Regions from separate parts of the Homo sapiens genome. Here region 1 is linked to region 2. Evidence: chromatin loops called from intact Hi-C (ENCODE). Cell type or tissue: Calu3. All regions are shown on one strand. Each heading gives the region's core, and the rest is flanking DNA. Links, peaks and the distances in the headings are about the cores only.

The links. Hi-C counts contacts between places; a loop is a spot of excess contacts. Peaks named below come from ENCODE experiments on the same cell type or tissue, not always from the same donor. Only the 100,000 strongest peaks of a DNase experiment are listed, where the experiment ranks them.
Region 1: a loop joins it to region 2, with 7 times the contacts of the local background. A loop is called at or near these places in 1 of 110 quality-filtered maps.

What each region holds. Positions count from the first base shown.
Region 1 is chr1:68,009,086-68,012,003 of GRCh38, forward strand. All of the region lies in intron 1 of GNG12-AS1 (GNG12, DIRAS3 and WLS antisense RNA 1), which reads left to right. Among named protein-coding and RNA genes, the nearest start is that of DIRAS3, 40 kb to the right of the region's middle. In Calu3, for the core only: no CTCF peak of the experiment used is centred there; no DNase peak of the experiment used is centred there.
Region 2 is chr1:67,895,467-67,898,384 of GRCh38, forward strand. The region is part of intron 1 of GNG12-AS1 (GNG12, DIRAS3 and WLS antisense RNA 1); the gene reads left to right. Among named protein-coding and RNA genes, the nearest start is that of GNG12, 63 kb to the left of the region's middle. In Calu3, for the core only: no CTCF peak of the experiment used is centred there; DNase peaks (open chromatin) are centred at 1,555 and 2,235.

The DNA of each region.
Region 1 (2,918 bases), core at 109-2,608, 110 kb after region 2:
CTGCACCCACTGTCCAACCTGTCCCAATGAGATAAGCCAGGCACCTCAGTTGGAAATGCAGAAATCACCCATCTTCTGCGTTGATCATGCTGGGAGCTGCGGACTGGAGCTGTTCCCATTTGGCCATCTTGTAATGGAATCCATTTGTTGTTGTTTTTGTTTGTTTCTTTATTTTTTGAATTAATTCTTTTTTTTTTTCTTTTTGGAAGTGTTGTTTTGCTCTTGTTACCCACTCTGGAGTGCAGTGGCATGATTTCGGCTCACTGCAACCTCTGCCTCCCAGGTTCAAGCAATTCCTGCCTCAGCTTTCCGAGTAGCTGGAATTACAGGTGTACACCACCGCGCACAGCTAATTTTTGTACTTTTAGTAGAGACGGGGTTTCATCGTGTTGGCCAGGCTGGTCTTGAACTCCTGACCTCAGGTGATCCACCTGCCTCAGCCTCCCAAAGTGCTGGGATTAGAGGCGTAAGCCACTGTGCCCAGACATTTTTTGAATGAATTCTCTGGAGTCTGTTTCTCTCATAGTATAGTCTCTGCTGGCTGCTCAGCTGCTCTCTAAAAAATTGTTTAAAAAATTTTACATCTGGCTTTCATGGGTTCACTGCTGAGTTGGCATAGCTCAGTGGCCAGCCAATAATTCATCAGAAGTTTTGCTTAAACACCTTTGCCAGGGTCAAAAAGGCCTCTACCCTTTGAATCTCATCTTATGAGTTATGATGAGTGTATAAATCAGTGTTCAATCACAGAAACAGAACCAGTAAGATATATCTATCTATCTCAATAAATATATTAAGAGATTTAATGCAAGCGATTGGCTTAAGTTATTGTAGGGGCAGGCTAGACAAGCCAAAACCTGAAGGACAGGCTATGAGAAGAGAAGCCTGGAAATCTAGGGAATAAGCTAAAGCTTCTGTACATAGAAAGAGTTTCTTCTTCATCAGGGAAGCCCCAGTTCTGTTCTTACAGCCTTTCAACTGATTGAATCAGGCCCACTCAGAAGAGCTGGGATAATCTCCCTGATTCAAAGTCAACTGATTATGGACTTTAATCATATGTATAAAATACCTTCCACAGCAACACCTAGATTTGTGTTTAATTGAATAACTGGGGAGTATAGGCTAGTCAAATAGGTAAAATAGAATCACAGAGAGCCATTGAATGGTTTAAGCAAGGTAGTAATATGATCATGCTTGCTTTAGATAAATACACCCTCTGGTGGCTAGGTAGAGGAAGAAGGAGCTGGAGGTTCTTGTAATAGACAAATTAAAGAGATATTAATTGCCTGAATTAGCACTATAACACTGAGTTTGAAGAGGAGGGTTGAATTACCATAAATATTTTGAAAGTAAATATTTATAAATGTATTTATATATAATTGTAGGTTCAGTTACACAGACAGTGTAGGGTTGGTATATAGAGTAAGAGTAATACTCTGTCTCACATTTTACATTACATCCGTCTACCGATCATCTATTAACCTCTTGGAGTTGCCATTTTCTTATCTGTACCTTTTTCCCTCAATAAATACGTTTTTTTCCAAGTTCTGACAATAAGCCCCATGCTGAAAGCCCTGGTTATCTGAATTGCCTTCCATTTATCCTTGTATTTCCTGCACAAAACAAAGACCACAGGAAGTGAGTTAGAATACTCTGGAAGATGAGCATATCTCATTTCCTTAGGAGTATATTGCAAAAACCTGTCTACCGAAAAGTAACACTTATGGACTGACTAAATGCATGCCCAAGCTTAGAGAAGCTGCAAGAACAGGAGTAAGCAATCCAAGAGGCCCAGGTGGCCTAGAATGCATCAATTTGTATTTATCAGTAGGAGCTCTGCTCCTGGATGAATGCAGGAGTTGAAGCTGACTCTGCTTCCCTGCCCGTGCTTCTAGAGCCTTTTGTGGGCTCCTGTGTTAGCAGTGCCAATGCCCCAGAGAAATCAATCACAAGACCTGAATTTGAGTCCTCCTGTTTCTTTATGTGGTCCTGGGAGGTGGCAACTCTAAACTTTGGGACAAAGGACAATCTCCAACTACCGCTGACCTTGGACTGCTAAGTTTCAAGGGCAAGATACATAGAAAATGAACCTGAACAAATGGTTTCTTTTCATTATCAGCTGTGATTTGAACCTAATTTCTCTGTAGAGCTCTTAGTCCCAATGAGCAGAACTGGGAAAATGTTAAGGACTCTCTTTGCACTTTTAGCTTAAGGTCTAGGCTAGGAAATGCCTCAGAAGACAAATGAAGCCTCCCTTCCCCTGATCCCCTATGTTGTGGTACCCTTGTGGTGTCTACTTGACCTTCCCAGGACATGGATACCCCTTCCTTAGCCTCATGAGAGAAGAGATATTTCCAAAGCCAAATGTAGAAGACAAAAAAGGGAAAGCTGAAGATCTAACATTCAGATTCCAGGGTTGTTTTTTTTTTAAATCATTTTCCTTATCACACTGAAATCTCTGCTCCAACCCTGAGCCTCTATCCTCCTTGGTCTTGATCCAAATCAGTACTTTAGTGCTCCACAGAGACGGAGTCGGGGCGATGGAGGGGGTAGTCTTGGCCTCTCTCTAGAGGCTGCCTTTCCCCCAAACCCTCTCTAACTGTAACTAAATCTGTTTGCTTGTATTAGTGGAGAAATTGAGTTTCAGAAATCATTATGCAGTTCATGTGGGTGCTAACATTTAGGTAAGCTGCCTGACAGCAGAGCTATAACAAATCATTGCTTATTGCTATGCTGCTCTGTAGAGTCCTGAGAGAAAGAGTCTATAGGCTGCTGTGTGTCCTTGGGGCAGCCAGAGCCACAGCTTTTGCCTTTCAGTGGCTTTGTGCAGGTTGCTGTCAATTTTTTTAGAGGGACCCCTCTGTTCACCACCAAACCCAGCCCAACCCCCTTCTGTGAAGTCTTCACCGCCCCCATTGCTG
Region 2 (2,918 bases), core at 171-2,670:
CACCAGCAATGTACGAGGATTCTGGTCTCCCCACATGCTTGCCAAGGCTTGTTTTTGTCCATGTTTTTGATGATAGCCATTGTAGTGGATGTGATGTGGTATTTCATTGTAGTCTTGATTTGCATTTCCCTAATGACTAATGATGTTGAGCATCTATTCGTGTGCTTATTGGCCATTTATATGACTTCCTTGGAGAAATGTCCCTTCAAATCCTTTGCCCATTAAAAAAAATTGATTGTCTTTTTATTTTTGACTTATAAGAGTTCTTTGTATATTCTGCATTCTTGATCCTTATTAGATATACGATTTGTAAATATTTTCTCCCATTCTGTGGGTTGTCTTTCACTTTCTTAATAGTGCCCATTTAAAAAAAAATGAACCATTGAACACCAAATTCAAAAAATTTAAAAACTATTATAGTGTTATCCTGATTTGCTGGTTACCTCCTTTTAGCCTTCACTGCGTAAATTTGGCAAACCCAAATGTAAGCTTATCTTGGATGCCTGCCTTTCTCTGCCGTCTCTGACAGTTGCTTACCACTCCCCAGAAATGTATTTCCTGTGGAGTGGACATACCATAATGTTTGTAAATTCTGAGCTACTCATTTTTTCCTCAATATCAGATATTGCCTTGTGGAATACAGAATGACTGCCCCTAGACAACAACAATTTAAGGGTGGTCAGTAAGAGTAAGTAGCAATTCAAAGATATTTGCCTCATGCGTGGGCACATTTGTATGTGAGTGTGTGCATATACGTGCCTTGCAGATCCAGAGCTAATGGGATAGGTTGGTAAAATGATTGATGGTCTTCCCCAGGAGGATGATCAATATTAACGATATATAGATGGTTTTCCTCAGATTTCTCATGCTTTTTTTTTTTCCAATTCACTTTACCGGGCAAGTAGGAGAGACATGGAGTTGATCCTCTCATTTCCCTCCAAACAGGTTGTGGAATTCACCTTGCATACCTCCTGTTTCCTCATACAGCCCCTCCTCATAATCCCTCTGCATCCCCACCCTATGGGTCACTGAGTTGCATTGATTCAGCTAACTCAGTATCTCCCACCTAACCATGTTCTGTTTCCATCCACACCCTCCTAGTTTAAGGCTTCATGGCTGGCAGCCTCCTAACTTACCTCCTTGTTGTAGTCCCTCGAATTCCACTCTGATCTCTGCACCACTGCCCTAGCATCCTTCTAAAAGCCTGTAGCTTGTCATTTATACTCTGCAAACCTAACAAGAGGGACCAGGTCTTCTCGTCTTTAGAAATAAAACATAAATGAGCATGTCACTTTTTTGTTAAAAATCTTCTCTGGCTCCCCTCTACCTTTCGCCTGCCGTCTGAAGAACTCAGCATGGCATCCAAAGCCGCTTCCAGGTGCTGCTATCATCACACTTCCTGCCCGACTGCCCACCATTCTCCTTTCCTCTCACATCCTGTCCTTTCTACACCACGGCTGCCCTGCACCACTCTGCCCCCTATCATTGAGGGCATCTCCATGTCTCTGGTGCAGTTCCAGTGCCAACTGTTCTGTGCAGACTGCCCTGGATGTTTGACCAGTATTATTCCTTCGCTCCCACTGTGCTTTGTCTGTATCTCCCAGACAACAGTTATCGCATGCCTCCTGTCTCCTTCCTGGAAGGCGGGGATTTTGTGAATTCATACATAACCTCTCAGGGCCTGGCTAATCATTGATGGTCAATAAACATTTGTTGAATTGAGCTACATTTTTATGTGCAAGCTTAACTTTAGAAAGAAAAACTTAGGGAGAAAAACCAGGAGAGGAGGTGGGTGTGGGTTTCATAGGATAACAGTCTCTTGATTCCCCAGAATTTCGAGACGTTTCAGATGCCACCAAGCTGAAACTCCTGCCTCATGCGGCCCTTGTTCCTGTCACTCTCTTTCTTCTCTTCTCTCAGTCTCCAGCTTGCCTGCTACTCCTCCTCCACGTGGCCAATGGTTGTGGTATCTGCCTGCTTCCCCTCTGGCTTGTCTGATGGTCCCACGAAGAGGCTGGAAGGCGAACTTTTCTGGGACTGTCTCCATGGGGACTTGGAATGTAATAGACAGTCTTCCTGCTGCAGGCAGGCAGGCAGGCAGGCAGGAGGGGCAGGAGAGGGAGGCAAGGTCTCAGGTCCCTTTCCTCTCTTGCCCTGGAGTGAACTGCATGCCCCATATTCTGGGAGGAGAGAATTCAGAGCAGGTGTTTCCTCCTCTGAAAGGCAAAACATTCCTCTAGCACTTCATCTTTTCTCTGCCATCTCTGACATTTGCTCACCACTCCCCAGAAATGTATTCCCTGTGGAGTAAAATCTAGAGTTCAGCTGAAGGACAGGAAGAAAAACCATAAAACCCTTACATATCAAACTGTCTGACCTGCTGATGTAATTCATTTGCAAGGACACTATAAGATTGTTATACTTAGATAGAGCTTGCGTTTGGCACCGGCTTCGGGGAATTGCTTTCTCTTTTTCTGCACATAGCAAGGATCATCCCTGTCCTTATCCTGGGGTGTGGGACCTACCTTCCTTAACCCCTATTACCTAGTTTCCTGGCCACTTGGGGCTTCCTTCTTATAACTTCTTGTAATGACTGTATTCATACTCACATAACTTTTCTGTATAGCTTTGAAAACAGATCTCCCCATCCATCCTTCCTGCCCCTTCATGCCTTTCCTAAGCTCTCCCCACCAAAACACACAATTTGAGGGCTAGCCCAGTGCATAGCATCTACTTACACAGTCCAGCATGGTATCTACTCGTTCTTGTCAGACCCCTATTGACTTCAGTAGGGATGGCACTGTGTTCAAGAGGCTGAAGAGACCCAGAGCCAGTGAATGAGACATAGGGTTTATTGAAGGAACTTACACACAGGGAGATCTGGTGGCAGTGGGTTAGAGAGGAGAACTGCCACCACT